Regions from separate parts of the Homo sapiens genome. Here region 2 is linked to region 1. The links are chromatin loops, found by intact Hi-C in ENCODE. Cell type or tissue: MCF 10A. All regions are shown on one strand. Region 1 has its middle 12 kb from the start of ADAMTS2. Region 2 overlaps ADAMTS2 (ADAM metallopeptidase with thrombospondin type 1 motif 2).

Region 1 (8,000 bases):
GGGACACTGGTTGAGGGGTCCCCAGCCCTCTTCTGAGGAGAAGGATCATGCACGTTTCTACCCCAAGACCACCCTCATCTGCCCAGATCAAAGGTGACTGGGTCAGCTGGACCCTGCAGTTTCCTCTCCCACCAGAGCAGAAAGATGCCGTCATTGGGCACCGCTGCAGGTGAATTAGCCAAGGTCTTCATAAACTGCCTCCCCTGAGCCTCATGACTGCCTGCAAGGTGGAACTGCAGCATCCCACTTGCAGGTGAAGAGGCTGACACTCAGGGACGGCAGACCCTGAGGGTTCAAAGGCAGATCGAACCCCTAGACTCCAACGTTCACCCTATATGGGGGTGTCCAGAGGCTTCTGAGACCCCAGGCCTTCTGGGGTCCAGCATCTTCCCGTGAAGCCCCACTCGGCCTGGAGGGTCATGGAGTCATTTACTGTCACTCACAAACTCAAGCATCCTATCCTAAGTGTTGCATAAGGGGCTGCCCACTGGTGGCCTATAGGGTTTTATTTTTAAACTCAAATTAGTTGCTAAGATTTAAAAAAGCAAAAGACTGCCCATGAAAACATGCAGCTCTGGCTTCCATGAAAAAAAAAAAAAAAGCCCAACTGGCTCCTCTGGGCCCGCTGTGCCATGGGGCATCCACAAGCTGGAGTGGAGGTTTCCAGACCCTCACGTTCTGCACACAGCCACCTGGCCCCTGGGCCTGTGGCCTCTAGCCCGTGTGCTGCAGAGCCCACCTCTGCCTTGTTGGTTGGAGAAGCTGGGTCAGGGGTCCCTGCATGGCTGGGGCAGCCCAGGGGAACCTCTGTAGCCCAGGCTTCTCTGCTGTCTCACACAGGGACCTCTATGATGGCTTCAGCTGCTAGAACTTTCCAAAATGCTCCTTTTCCTGTCCCCATGTGGCACCGGTGGCCCCCTGCTACCTATTAAGAGGTCCTGCTCTTCGGCTGCAGATAGGGACAGTGACCTGAGGAAGAGACCATCCCCAAGGCCTTCCAAACCTAAGTCTGAATGCACAGGCTGCTGGGAGGGAGGATGGGGAGGTAGGGGTGCAAGGCTGGAGGGGAGTGCCACGGGAATACTGTCGTCTCAAGGCTGGGGGACTCCCCAGCAAATTGATGTGAAAGGGAACAGAAGCTGATTCAGGGTGCTGAATGGGTGACTTCTCCAGGAGCCCAGAGGCGAGAGTGTTCACTTGCACACGCCTGTATGCACACACTCGTACCACAGCACACACATGTGGTGATGCACGTGCACTAGCAGGCATGCAGACACACGCCAACTTGCAGCCCGCAAACGCCCACAGACCCAGACACGCAGACGCACGCTCCAGAGCCCACACGGTGCCCCGGCCTCCCTAATTGCATTTCTGAAAATGAGATAGAGGAAATCGAATGACTTTGAGGCGGCTGCCGTTACCCCATGGCGATTTCCCATCTCCGTTCAGAGAGGCCACAGCAGCAAGGCTGTCTGGAGTTCCGTCTGAGCCCTGAGACTCCTTAGCAACCCTCAGCATGGGCCACACTGCAAGCTGTCTCTGGCCTCGGCCAGCCGCCTGCTATGGACGGGAGCTGCCAGCTCATCTAGGGCTTGCAGTGGTGATAAGGGCCACTGACCTGCCTCCTGGGGCAGCTGAGACTACAGTGTCTCTCTGTTCTCAAGGCACCCCAAAGCCCAGGACCACAGCATTTCCCATCATTATAGAGCCCAGGGCCTCTGCCCCATGCTTGGTGCATCCTAGGACCCTGTGCCTACAGGATGAGAAGCTGCTGCCCAGAAGATCCCTTCCTATGGGTCTGTGCCACAGTGTGTTCTCCTCCTGAGGCTCTTCCCATCCTGAGCCACTCCACAGACCCTCTGATTGGAAGTTCCCCCAGACCCCTTATTCTCCACGGCATTTCAGACACAGCCTAGACAGAAGGATGCTGTTGGCCATAATATTGTCTTCAATGATAGAGCAGACAAATTGCATGATCAGCCGCACTGTTATCCTGGAGGTCACCTGAGACCCTCAGATCTTCCTCATAAACATAGTAAAGCACGTCTCTCACACCGAAAGTGGACATTGACAATGGAGGTTTTGAACTGATTGGAGCTATCACTGGTTTCCCTTTATTGGTTTGAATCTGTGCGATGATGAGGTGCATAGCTGAGAAAGAGCAGAGTCCCCCGGCCAGGTGGCTCCAGGAATGACCCAACCCTGGTCTGAATGACCAAGCCCCTCCTCTCCTGCATCCTCCTGGGCACAAGAGAGACAGTGGCTGGACCTGAGAACTGCAGAGCCAGGTGGTCCCAGACAAGCCATCACTGCAGAGGAAGAGCCTAAGCCCTGGGATCAACAGGGAGTGAGAGGCAGCTTGCTTCAAGACTCATCAGAAGTTAGCAGATAATTCCACCCACCTGACACATGGCAGCAGGGAAACAAATGTCTCCGAAAGACCTCACTCTCACTGGAAACTGGGATTTGGCCTTGCTCGGTCCCAGGTCTCAGCCTCTGCCCAGGCTGGACCCTGGTCCTCCATCTCACTGAGCAGTGGCCACGCTAGGACCAGGTGTCAGCTTTGCTGGATCATGGACCTCAGCCATGCAGAACCCTGGGCCTCAGCCTCACTGGACCTTGGACCTTGGCCTTACCAGGCTGTGGACCTTGGCCTCACTGAACCCTGGACCATAGTCTCACTGGATCTTGGCCTTGCTAGACCCTAGACTTCAGCCTTGCTGGGCCTCAGACTCTGGCCTTGCTTGACCTTGGACCTCAGCCTCACTAAACCCTAGACCATGACCTTATTGGACCCTGGACCTTGGCCTCACTGACCTTGGATCTTGACCTTCCTGGACCCTAGACCTCAGTCTCACTGGACCTTCGACCTTGGCCTTGCTGGACCCTGGATCTTGGCCTCACTGGACCCTAGGCTTCAGCCTCACTGGACCTTGGACCTCAGCCTCCCTGGACCCTGGACCTCAGCCTCACTGGACCCTATAGACCCTGGCCTTATTGGACCCTGGACCTTGACCTCACTGGACCTTTGGCCTCAGCCTCCCTGGACCTTGGACCTCAGAATCATTGGACCCTGGGCCTCAGCATCACAGGATCCTGGACCTTGACCTCCCTGGACCCTGGATCTCGGCCTTACTGGACTCTGGACCTTGGCCTCATTGGACCCTGGGTCTCAGCCTCACTGACCATGGACCTTAGACTCACTGACCTTGGACCTTGGCCTTGCTGTACTCTAGACCTCGACCTCGCTGGACTTGGACCTGGGCCTCGCTGGCCACTGGGTGCCAGCCTCCGCTTCTCCAGCCCCTCTGCAGGCTGCAGTCCTGCCGTGCCCCCTTGTCTCTGTGCTGCCAGCACAACTCCAGTCTCGCCCTCTCCTCTTCTTGGGGAAGTTGAGGCTCCTAAGAAAATGCCTTCTGCAGGAGGCCTACTCCACCAGGCAAGCTGTTGTCCTAGAGAAAAAATAAAAACCACCCAGCCTCACTTATAACAAACTTGGTCTGTTGTGCAACTTTGCAGTACAGAATGTACATGTGCCCAATCTCCCCACTGTTGCATAATTTTCCAGCTGTTTTCAGGACTATTTCATCCCTCGTCTGGCATATTTCACAAGCCATATATAAAAATTATATATATGTAAATATAAAGATGAGCATATGTGTGCGATGAAACGACAAATGTGAAGTGAGGGAAAGGAGGTAGGGGACCAGGACTTAGCAAAAAGGCAGATGAAACAAGTGTAAACATTTTGAATGCCACCTTCTCGACGTCTGGGTGAGAAAAGGAAGTTGGACTCCATTTAAATTTAAAGTGAGACATTCGTCCAATAAAATCGATTTCAAACTTGGTGGTGTTTGGCTTCCCTCTTCTCCAGTAGTTTTCTTTTTTTCGTAGTAACCCTTAAAACTCCATCCTATTCGTTACAGAAATTCTGTGTGCATCTTCTTGCCAAATATTTCTTAACAACGTAAGCTGAGATGTCCCATATGGCACAGAAAGGCAACATCCTGGCAAGCCCCTGCCTCCTCGTGCCTTATCACGACCCTTCACAGAGATAAGCTGAGCACTTCCTCCTGACAGGAAACCTGGGTTTCTGCTGGTCCTGCCAAAGTCACCTGCACAAGGGAGGCCACTCTCTTCCCAGAAGCAGGATCTGCCCAGGATGGCTGGGCCTGTGATGGGGAAGATGCTGAGCAGAGGGACCTGCAGGGCCAGACAGGTCACACCCTAGGCCACAAGCTGGAGGTTTGCAGGCAGAATCCTGCCCATGGGCATGTTTGGCTGGGACAGCACAGTCACTTTGAAAATTTGAATTAGATGCATAAGTTAAAAACTAGGTGCTTTCAGATTAGAAATCTAGATTCTTGGCTGCGAAAATAAAACTGATAAAACAAAATGTCCTGACAACACAGGGCTTGCACTCCAGCAGGGCAGTGGGACCAGGGGCTCAGAAGGGGCTGCCTATCCATCTCAGATCCCTTCTCACCTGTATCAATCAGCTATAGGCACAGGAGAACTACCTTGCCACCTACCCCAGGGAACAAGAGCCATCCTGCGGTCACAGCTCCGCCGGTCCAGGCTGTAGCTGGGGCAGCTCAGCTCCATGTCAGCTCATGTGGAGCCCAAAGTGCTGGGACAGCAGCTCCTGGGGAAGCCCATCTCATGGAGGAGGTCAGAATCTTCGAGAAAGATGAGCATAAAGACCTCATGCTTAAGGCCCAGGCTCAAATCCAGCACACCATCACTTCCACCTGTGTTCCACTGGCCAGGAGAGATGCACGCCCAGCCCAGTGGGAGTGGGGTGAGGAGGGACACTTCATCCTAGAGGGAGAAGCTGCAAAGTCACACAACAGTGGATGTGGAAGAGGGGTGTGTACTGGATTGAGCAGGGTCCTCCAAAAGTGCATGTCCTTCTGGAATCTTAGAAAGGGATCTCATTGGAAAACGGGCTCTTTGCAGATGTAATTAGTTAAGAGGAGGTCACACTGGATCAGAGTGGCCCCAATCCAATATGATGGGTGTCTTTCTAAGAAGTGGAGATGCAGAGACACAGATACACAGACAGAAGGCCATATGGTGACAGAGGCAGAGATCAGAGTGATGCCACCACCAGCCAAGGAACAGCAAGTGTTGCCAGAGCTATGACCTCAACTGTGCCCCCTTCAAATTCACATACTGAAGCCCTAACCCCTAATGGGACTGTATCTGGAGACAGGGCTTTTGGGAGGAGATTAAGGTTAAATGAGGTCATAGGGGTGGGGCCCTAATCCAATAAGACTGGTGTCCTTATAAGAAGAGGAAGGGTTATCTCCCTCCCTCATTCCCTCCCTCCCTCTCCCTCTCTCTCTTGCTCTCACTCTGGCTCTCTCCAACACCTGAGGACACAGCAAGAAGGCAGCCAGCTACAAGCTGGGAAGAGAGCCCTCACCAGGAACTTAATTGAATGGTATGTTGATTTTGAACTTCCCACCTCCAGAACTGTGAGAATACATTTCTGTTGTGTAAGCCCCTCCATGACATTTCAGTGGCAGCCCAGGCTGATTAGTACAGCCAGCAGTCACCAGAAGCCAGAAGAGACACATGGAACAGACTCTCCCTCCAAGCCTCCAGAATGAGCCAGCACCTTGATTACAGACTTCTGGCCTCCAGAACTGTGAGAGTCACCTTGATTTCAGACTTCTGGCCTCCAGAACTGTGAGAGTAGATTTCTATTGTTTTAAGTCATTTGAGTTTGTGATCATCCGTTATGGCAGCTCTAATATAGGATGGGTGAGGAATTGGAAACAATAAGACAATATACTACAGACTGTCCTCTTGGACCCAATTACTCAAGAGGCTTCCTGCTGTGGTTTGAATGTGTCCCCTACAAAATTCATGTGTTGGAAACTTAATCCCCAATGCAACAGTGTTGAGGGGTGAGCTGTGATAAAAGGGGCTTGTGAAAATCGGTTCTCTCTCTTCTGTTCTTCTTCCACATGAGGACACAGCAAAAAAGCCCCCATCAAATGCTGGTGCCTTGATCTTGCCTTCAGAACAGTGAGAGAATTAATTTCTGTTCTTTGTAAATTATGCAATCTTGGTATTCAGTTACAGCAGCACAAAATGGACGAAGACACGCCTGCTCCCAAAATATACTCACTCCATCCTAAGACCCTGAAAGCCTTAACCACTCATGATTCAAGCTTGAAGTCCAGAATACCCCATCCTACATCACATCCAGATGTGGCTTCTCTTGCTCCAGAGACCTGTGGAACACAAGGAGAAGTTATGTTCACCCCTCCTACCTTCCACACCTCACACACACCCCAGCAACACTCCCATTCAAAGGAGGGAAGGACAGGAAGCCCATAGCAGTCACTGGTTCATAGCAATCCTTAAATCCTGTTGGAAAAATGTTGCCAGGTGCTGCTCCCCTGGGGGTCGAGAATGTTCTGGGATGAGGTTCCAGGTTCACCCTCTGGGACTTGAGCCTCAATCCATTGTTTTCTGTGGCTGTTTACTCTCTAGGAGATCCTTCCTTTCCCATCCTTCTCCTTGGTCACCTCTGAGAAGGACCCTGGAAAATATGCCCTTCCTGGCAGCTGAAGGGTCTTGTTCATAAAATGTCAGTGGCCCCCAAATTTTTTTTTCCACATTAAATACCGTTAGTCTCTTTTAGTCCAGACTGGTGGGCTTTTGCCAAAACAGCTCTCTCAAAAATGATGTAAGCCTGGCGCGGTGGCTCACGCCTATAATCCCAGCACTTTGGGAGGCCGAGGGGGGCAGATCACGAGGTCAAGAGATCGAGACCATCCTGGCTAACATGGTGAAACCCCGTCTCTACTAAAAATACAAAAAAAAAAAAAATTAGCTGGGCGTGGCGGCGTGCACCTGTAGTCCCAGCTACTCGGGAGGCTGAGGTGGGAGAATGGCATGAAGCCAGGAGGCAGAGCTTGCAGTGAGCCGAGATCATGCCACTGCACTCCAGCCTGGGCGACATAGAGAGACTCCATCTCAAAAAAAAAAACAAAACTGGATGCTGTGTGCCAAAAGCCATATTCACAATGTATTACAAGACATGCCTTTCTCTACACTTAATTGCAGGTACTGTGAGCCCCCTGAGCTGCTTCAGGACCCACCGTTGATCTTTCTAGTAACTGCTGGGCATCATTTAATTCTTTCAGAGGTCTTCACACAAGGTGTGATAGCTGTGTCTTTGATTTGATTTTTGTCCCCAAGCTATATCTTCATTGACTTGAATTTTCTTCCAGGCTGTATCTTAAGTGGGAAATCTTTTATTGGATGGAGAGATTGAAGATTAGAAATAGTTTTCTTGGCTGGGCACAGTGGCTTACACCAGTAATCCCAGCACTTTGGGAGGCCAAGATGGGAGAATACCTTGGGTTCAGGAGTTCAAGACCAACCCTGGCAATACAGCAAGACACCGTCTCTATAAAAAATTAAAAATAATAAAAATTAGCCAGTCATGGTGGCACACACCTGTAGTCCCAGCTACTCGGGAGGCTGGGGTGGGTTGATCGCTGGAGCCTGGGAGGTCAAAGCTGCAGTGAGCTGTGGTCATGCCACTGCACCCTAGCCTAGAAGACAAAGCAAAACCTTGTCTCAAAAAACAAAAAAGAGAAAAGAAATAGTTTTATTTTCCAACCCAGAAAGTTCCAGAATTTCCAGGCTCTGTTTTCCTTCTCAATTCTTCTTGACAAGCAGCCAGTGTTTTCCGGAGATGTCTCCTGTTTGTGGTTCCATATCAACTGTGGGCAGCAGAGGCCAGCTCATGCCTTCAACATCCTACCTGGACACACCCAGCCCAAAGCCGTGAGTGTACCAAGTACCTTTTCTAACCTTCAACTTACTGCGAGTGACAGTTTTTAGCAAATGTCTCACCACTGCATAACACAGGCCATCATTTTTGCAGCCTCCTATAACAGTTTCTGGTTTCAAAGCCAATTCTGTTCTAGGTACCGGTTTCCATAGCGGTTCACCACTGCCATAATATCGCTGCA
Region 2 (8,000 bases), 54 kb before region 1:
CTTCAAAGCCAGCACCGGAGCATCTACTGACCCCTCTCTGACTCTGAACTTCTGCCTCCATCTTCTACTTTTATGAATCCTTGTCATGGCCAGCTCACACCTGTAATCCCAGCACTTTGGGAGGCTGAGGCGGGCGGATCACAAGGTCAGGAGATGGAGACCATCCTGGCTAACACAGTGAAACCCCGTCTCTACTAAAAATACAAAAAATTAGCCAGGCGTGGTGGCAGGCGCCTGTAGTCCCAGCTACTCTGGAGGCTGAGGCAGGAGAATCACTTGGACCCAGGAGGTGGAGCTTGCAGTGAGCCTGAGATTATGCCACTGCACTCCAGCCTGGGCGACAGAGTGAGACTCCGTCTCAAAAAAAAAAAAAAAAAAAGAAGAATCCTTGCCATTACACTGTGCCATCCAGGATAATCTCCTTATCTTAAAAGTCAACTAATTAGCAACCTGACTTCCATCTGTAACCTTCACTGCCCCTGCTATGTCACCTGATTTATTCCCAGGTTCTCGGGACTGGGACATGGACAACTTTGGGAGAAGGATTATTCTGTCTCTCACAGAGACTATCTCAAAAGGGTAGGATTTCATGGTTTTTGCTTTCTCCTTAATACTTTTCTACATTATTCAATGATAATGACCATATGTTTTGTATGTTCAAAAGTAATTTTTAATTGTGAATAATGTAAATTATTGTGAATCATGTTTTGTCAGTTGTTGTGAATAATGTTTAATTGTAAACAATGGAAAACTAAAGAAACAAAAGAATAGCATCCTCTTATAGCACCCATTGATGTCTTTGCAACACTTTTTGGCTGGTCTTTTGTCCCCGTCCCCCTGACTTTGAGCTGCCTGAGGACAAGCCAGACCCCCCTTCACTTCTGTGGCTCTAGCAGTAAGCATGAGGACTTTGGCACAGCAGGCTTTAGCAGACGTTTCTCAAAGTGAAGATAAATCCCCTTATAAAGGAGGCCCTGGTTTAAGAAGAATGATGTGCACACTCAAAAGTGCACTTTAAGGCCAAGCTCCGAATAAACACGATGATATTATTTTATTTAAGAGTCTTCATACATACAACTTAATTCAGTAACAGTCTGAGAAACGCAAGCCAGCAGACAGATAAACCGTTATGGCTCTGGCTCTGGCAAAAACTCTTCATCTACGCGGAGCCAGAAGAAAGCCAATTAAAAGTCGGAGAGGTCCCGCAGGACAGAGGCCGGAGGATGTCCCCACACACTGAGCACAAGCCCCAAACACAGGCTTCCCCAGTCTGGAGCCGGCGGCCAGCCCCCTCCTGGCCTCAGTGAAGCCTGGACTCCTCACTCTGTCCAAGTGGGAGGAACTGGTCCCAGCTGCAAGAACCGCCTACTGTGATCTGGGCAAAGGTTCTGGAGGCTCTGCTCGCTCCTGTCCCCCAGGAAAAAAAAAAAAAAAAAGACAGCAGAGGGCATTGCTCAGGGGCCCAGCCTGGCTGTCATCCCTGAACATCCTGGGCTGAAGGAAAGAATTGAGCCCAGCCGAAACTTGAGATCTTTAGACTTAAATCCCCACTCTGTCACTTGTGGCTATTTGGCCTCTTTCGACCTCTGCTTTTCCGTGTCTAAAATGGCACAATATTACCTACTTTACAGAGTTGTCAAGGGATTGAAAATAAGATAATGAAGGCAAAGGAAGTGAGCTCAGTATCATTATGCCCATTTTACAGATTGGGAAACAGGCTCCAAGAGATGACATGACTCTTTCAGGATTAGACAGCTAATGAGTGGTGGATCCGGATCTGCTCGCACAGGGCTGGGCTCCTCCCCAGCCCCGCACTGGGACAGGGGCATCTCTTGAGGGCTGCCCTGTGGCGCCCAGATGCCGCAGGGAGACAAGGCTGTGTGCACAGATCTCTCTCCACTGGGCAGCACCTGAGTAACTGGGGGAGAGAAGTGGGTTTCAAGCATCTCCTTTGTGAACCACTGGGCTTAAGTATGCTGAACTTCAGTTTTGACGCAGAACTTGGAGACAACCCATCCTCTGGGAAAAGACACAAATGAGGGCAGGACCCCTGCACCATGTGCCCTGCTGCCCCAGCAGTGTCCTCTCATCCAGCGTGTGAAGAAGGAGTGCAGCCGGAGAGCCGGTGGCAGCAGGGCGTGCGGGATGCCCCGCTCACAGCGTGCTGTGCCCGGGAGAGGAGCGAGGGCAGGCCCCCAGCTGCTTGGGAACAGTCAGCCTGCACACCTCGCCCCTGGGTGCCCTTCCAAGGCAGCCCTCAGGCCCCAGGCTCCGGGACTCCCTGCAGAGGAACTGCAAGCCAGTCCTGGCCCAGCACAGCCCTTCCGCCAGCCTCTGGCCAGCGTCAGGAAGGGGAGTGTAGAGTGAGTAGGAAGCCACACAGGAGCAGAAGCCGGGACTTCTGCCTCTCACCCCACTGCATGTATGAAAATAGACGGGGGTGATGGCCGGGTGCGGTGGCTCATGCCTGTAATCCCAGCATTTTGGGAGGCTGAGGTGGGCGGATCATGAGGTCAGGAGATGGAGACCATCCTGGCTAACACAGTGAAACCCCGTCTCTACTAAAAAAATATAAAACATTAGCCGGGCGTGGTGGGGGGCGCCTGTAGTCCCAGCTGCTCTGGGCGACAGAGCAAGACCGTCTCAAAAAAAAAAAAAAAAAAAAAAAAAAAAGCGGGGGAGTGATAAGGCCCCGGACAACCCAAACTGCAGCAAGATTCTCTGCGGAGGCAGAGCTGCCTCCTCCTGGGGGTCCTCTGGACCAGGAAGGAGCCCTGAGGACTTGTGGCCCAGTGGGTCCGGCTTCCCAACCTCCACCTTGCCAGCAGCACCGATAGATGTGGCCACAAAGGTGCATTCACATTTGCGACCTGTGGCTGAATGCAGACCCTGGGTGCTATCTCCCGGGGGGGCAAATGGCAGTAAGCAAGCAAAGAGGAAGTCGACAGAGAGTGACGCAGCCGTGAGGACAACAGCACAGAGTATTGTTGAGGGGGGCGGGGGACTTCCTGGAAGAGATGACACTGGAGCTGAGGCCTAAATGATTGGAAAGAGGCAGCGATGGAGAGATCTGGGGAAGTGGGCTCCAGCACAGAGAACAGCACATGCAGAGGACCCGAGGTCAGAACAGACCTGCCATGTTTGAGGAAAGGGAAGAAGGCCAATGTGAGTGGAGTGTGGAGAGCAAAGGGTGGGCGGGGGCGAGGGACAGGAGGGCAGAGTGGTGGGCCTGGGTGGGGTACAGGAGGGCAGAGTGGTGGGCCTGGGTGGGGTACAGGAGGTCAGAGTGGTGGGCGGGGGCAGACTGCACAGAGCTTCCTCTGCTGTGGGGAGGAGATTGGATTTTCTCCTCTGTGCAGTGGGCAGCCCCTGGAGGGTGGAAGAGACCTGATTCCCCTGTCAGTTGCTCTGGGCATGTTGTGAGAATTGCTGGGGGCAGGATCTCCCTCCCTCTCTCTATGAAATTCCTGTTCAGCAGGGATCTGCCTATGGCTGTATTTCTGCTGGTAGAAGTCCCTCCCTGATTATAAACCGCTCAACACATAGAGAGGTCCCTAGGAGAAGGTTCAGGTTCCAGTAGGATGGTGTGAGCACGCCTCACCTGCATCCCCCACTGCCTGCAGCCACCCAAATGCACTGGATTCATGAGCAGCTAGCTGAGGACCCTGCAAAATAAATAACAGCATGCAGATTGGGGAAGAAGACTAGAATGTGAGGTTCAGCAAACCCGCAGAGTTTACTCTTCATTCTCTGGTATTCCTCAGCCTAGATACAAGGCAGGTCAAACTCCAGAAGCGGGCACTGGGTACAGACAGACAGAGCTCGAGACAAGCCCTGTTGTTGTAGCTCAAGGATAGAAAAAGCATTTCCGAATGCTCAGAGCCAAGCCAACACCTCATTTTTCTTTCCTATTTCCTTTTTCTTTTCTTCGTGTTCTCACACGCCAGCTCATGGCAGCCCACAGGCACCTAAAACTCTAAGAGGGGAGCCTGGCTGTGTAGCTGGAAGTGCTGTGGTCCTAGAAAGGTGGAGTGAAACCCCATTGCTCTTTCCTCTTTTGGTCCTCCCAGGAGTGTAGTTGCAGGAAGTGTGCAAGACAGCAGGGTCAATAAAGCCCCAGCTTTCTGGCCAGAGAGATTTAACAAGGAGCCGCAGGAAACTGGACAGGGCTAGGAAGATGGCAGAGACAGCAGAGCTTGGGGAACTGGCATCAGAAAGTTGGTTAGAAACTCCTGGGCTCGTGCTTGAGCCGTGCACGAGTGGGTCTGACCCTAAACAACACGCCATAGGTTCTGGGGACTGACTTAGGAGGTGGACCAATGCCCAGGTCCCAGACGTGCCACTGGGTTGTGTTTACATGGGATTGATCAGAATAGGACTGCACAGGCTTTGAAAATGGACCTGACATTGAACCGCAATCCACAGGCACATTGGAACTTGCAGCCGGAACCCAATTAACCCAAGGGTTAATTACCTGATCAAACAAAAATAATGACCTTCTCCATAGCATTTAAACAAGATCCAAAGTCTCATAGGGTAATATCAAAGTGTCCAGGATACAGTCCAAAATTACTTGGCATACCAAGAACCAGGAAAATCTCAACTCCTCCAGGCAAATACAACCAACAGATAACAAGACTGAGATAGCACATATGTTGGAATTAACTGACAATGATCTTAAAGCAGCTATTATAAAAATACTCCATAAAGTAAGGGCAAAAACTCTGGCAACTAATGGAAAGATAGTCTCAGCAAGAAACGGAAGACATATTTTTAAAAAGGACCAAACGGAAATTTTAGAACTGAAAAATACAATAACAGAAACTTTAAGAACTCACTGGATAGGCTCAAGAGCAGAATGGATATGACAGAGGAATGAGTCAGTGAACTTGAGGATAGAGCAATAGAAGTTACCCAATTCAAACTGCAGCGAGTAAAAATATTTTATAATGCCAAGAGCCTTAGAGACTGTGGGAAAATACCGAAAGATCTAACTAACAGTCATGTCCCAGAAGGAGAAGAGAAAGAATGTATTACTAAACAAATATTTGGATAAATAATGGCTGAAAACTTCTCAAATTCTGTGAAATGCATAAACCTACCAATTCAACAGATCGGCAAACCTCAAATGAGAGAAATCCAAGGAAACACAATCCCACACGTTATAAACACACTCTGAAAACTACAGACAAAAAAAAGTCTTGAAAGCAGTCAGAGAAAAACAGTGCATTACTTATAGGGGAAAAATGGTTCAGATAACTGCAGATTTCTTATCAAAACTGTGAAGTCCAAAGGAAGTGCAAAACATTGTTAAAATGCTGAAAAAAAAAAAAAAAGAACTGTCAACCCAGAATTCTATCTCCAGCAAAAATACACTTCAAGAATTAAGGAGAAATAAAGACATTCTCAGATGAAGCAAAACTTATAGAATGTGTGGCCAGCAGATCTACCCTAAGATGGTTGCTGAAGGAAGTTCTTCAGACAGGGGGAAAATGATGCTAGAAAGAAATTTTGAACATCAGGAATAAAGGAAGAGCAACAGAAATACCTGAAAAAATATAACAGATTAGGCTCTTGCGTATTTTAAAGAGGAATGATAATGCTGTCTGATGTAGTTTTCCATGTATGTAGGTGTATAAAAGACAACAACATTCAGGGGAGGACAGAGGGACCTATATGATGGCAGGGTCTCAACATTCAACTTGAAGTGGTAAAATATTGATTTGAAAAAGACTCTGAAGAGTTATATAGGTTTATTATAATCCCTGGAGCAACCAGTAAACACTATACAAAGATATACAACCAAACACAATAGGTAAATTAAAATTGAATACCAAAACATGCTCAAATAGAAAAAGCAAAATAAGCCCAAAGCAAGTAGAAGGGAGGAAATGATAAGAGTAAAAATCAATGAAACTGAAAATATGAAAATAATAGAGAAGATCAATGAAACCAAATTTGGTTCTTTGTAAAGATCAGTCAACTGATAAATCTCTAGTGAGACTGAAGAAGAGAAACAGAAAAAAATATGAATTACCAGTATCAGAATATTTTTAAAAAGGATATCACTAATGACATCACAGCCATAAAAAAGATAATGGAATAGTATAAACAATTCTATGCATATAAATCCATCAGTGTTGAAGAAATGCATGATTTCCTCAAAAACTATAAGCTACCAAAACTTACCCAAGACAAAGTAGATAGCATAAAAAGTTCTGTAACTATTAAAGAAAAAGAATTCATAGTTTAAAATCCTGCAAAAAAGAAATTTCCAGGTCTAGACGGTTTTACTGGAAAATTCTACTAACCTCTCAGGAAAAAATGGCACCAATTCTCCCATTCATTTTATGAGGTCAACATTACCCTGATATTAAAACCAGACAAAGACAGTTCAATAAAAAAAAAAACCCTACAAACCAATATCCCTCATGAACCTATAAACCAATATCCCTCAATGAACATAGACACAAAAATCCTCAGCAAAACACTGGCAAGTCTAGTCCAGCCATGTATAAACAGCAGAGTGCACAACAGACAAGTCATGTTTGTCCTGGATTTGCAGAGTCTGGCACAATATCCAAAAGTCAGTGTAACCCAGCATATTAACAGACTGAAGAAGGAAAAAAAATATGCTTATATCAAGTGATAGAGAAAACCATATGATATGATTCATTCATGACTAAAAATTAAAAACTCTCAACTAACAGAGAAAGAAACGTGCTCAACCTGGTAAGAATATCTACAAAAAAACTAAAGCTAACACAATACCGCATCCTGAGAAACTGTTTTCCCCTAAAATAAGGAGCATTTTCACGACTCCTACTCAACCTTGGGTTGAGTCCTAGACAGCACCTCTGTACACACCCAGCACCCAGCACAGACCCTCAGGCCAGGGCAGGAAAGGGCCCCAGAGAGCTTCCCCAAAACCCGTGTTCCTGGGGAAGGTGGATGTCCAGGAAGGGTGACTGGCCCCTAAAGCCTAGGGGAAGCGGGGGCCCTCCTGCTCCAGCCTCATGAAGCTTTGATCTCCAGTGCCAAGCCCGGTGCCAGCAGAGAGCCAGGCAGATGAACTCAACCAGGGAAAGGACACCCAGGAAGGAAGCAACTCCATGAGATCGAGTCTCATAGCACCAAGTGCTCCCACAGGCTCTGAGGACATGGCTCTTATTCCAGGACCAGGCCTGACAGGAGCACAGCCTGAGGGATGAGAGGGCAGGGCAGTCTTCTGCTGGGTGGGGAATTGGCCACCAGGGCCAGTCCCACATCTGTTGTGGCCCTGGCAGGATCAACCCTGGGCCTGAGTCCTTGGAGGTGAGGCCAGCACGTAGTAGAGGGGCAGCCGAGTAAGAAGAACCTCTCGGGGAAGTCAGTGGCCAGCCAGCCTAAGCCCGGCCCAGACCCTCGCCCTGCTAGCATGAGACAGACACAGGGGGCCCGCACTGCAGAGCTGCCCCGGCCCACGCGCCCCTGCCCTGCTGTGCTCCGCCATCTGCCCCAGCAGTGCTGTGAGAGCATCGCACCCTGCAAGCCTCAGCCTTCAGGGACGGCAAGACCTGGGGCCCACAGGAGGTCCACCGGCCCTCTCAGGGCTCGAGCACCCGGCCAACCCTGGGTGGCCACTGCTCAGCACTCCAGGACAGCTCCATGACACAGAAGCAGCTCTGCCCATGAGCATTCAACAGCCCGGTCCGGGGGGCACCACCACGCAGGGGCTTCCCGGGTCATGCTGCACCATCCACTAATAGCACCATCACGTATGCCAGGCTGGGAGCCCGGGCGTCCCAAGCCTGTGACCTCATTCTCTATGCTCCTCACGGCTGCCCCACAGAATCTCTGAAACACGACTCAGACCTGTCACTGCCTGCCCAAAGCCCTCCAGCGGCTTCCCACCACATGACTGCCCCGGTCCCCGCTGATTTCTCCTTCACTCAAGTGCCAGCCGTGGAGATCTCCTCTGTGTCCTTGGCACACTTCAACTCAGCACCTGCCTCAGGGCC

What was found. A loop is a pair of places that touch in the nucleus more often than their neighbours do. Peaks named below come from ENCODE experiments on the same cell type or tissue, not always from the same donor. Only the 100,000 strongest peaks of a DNase experiment are listed, where the experiment ranks them.
Region 2: a loop joins it to region 1, with 5 times the contacts of the local background. A loop is called at or near these places in 2 of 110 quality-filtered maps.

The regions. Positions count from the first base shown.
Region 1 is chr5:179,353,263-179,361,262 of GRCh38, forward strand. No RefSeq gene overlaps it. Among named protein-coding and RNA genes, the nearest start is that of ADAMTS2, 12 kb to the left of the region's middle. In MCF 10A, no CTCF peak of the experiment used is centred here; a DNase peak (open chromatin) is centred at 3,539.
Region 2 is chr5:179,299,735-179,307,734 of GRCh38, forward strand. The region is part of intron 2 of ADAMTS2 (ADAM metallopeptidase with thrombospondin type 1 motif 2); the gene reads right to left. Among named protein-coding and RNA genes, the nearest start is that of ADAMTS2, 42 kb to the right of the region's middle. RefSeq lists an enhancer at 2,032-2,531. In MCF 10A, no CTCF peak of the experiment used is centred here; a DNase peak (open chromatin) is centred at 4,927.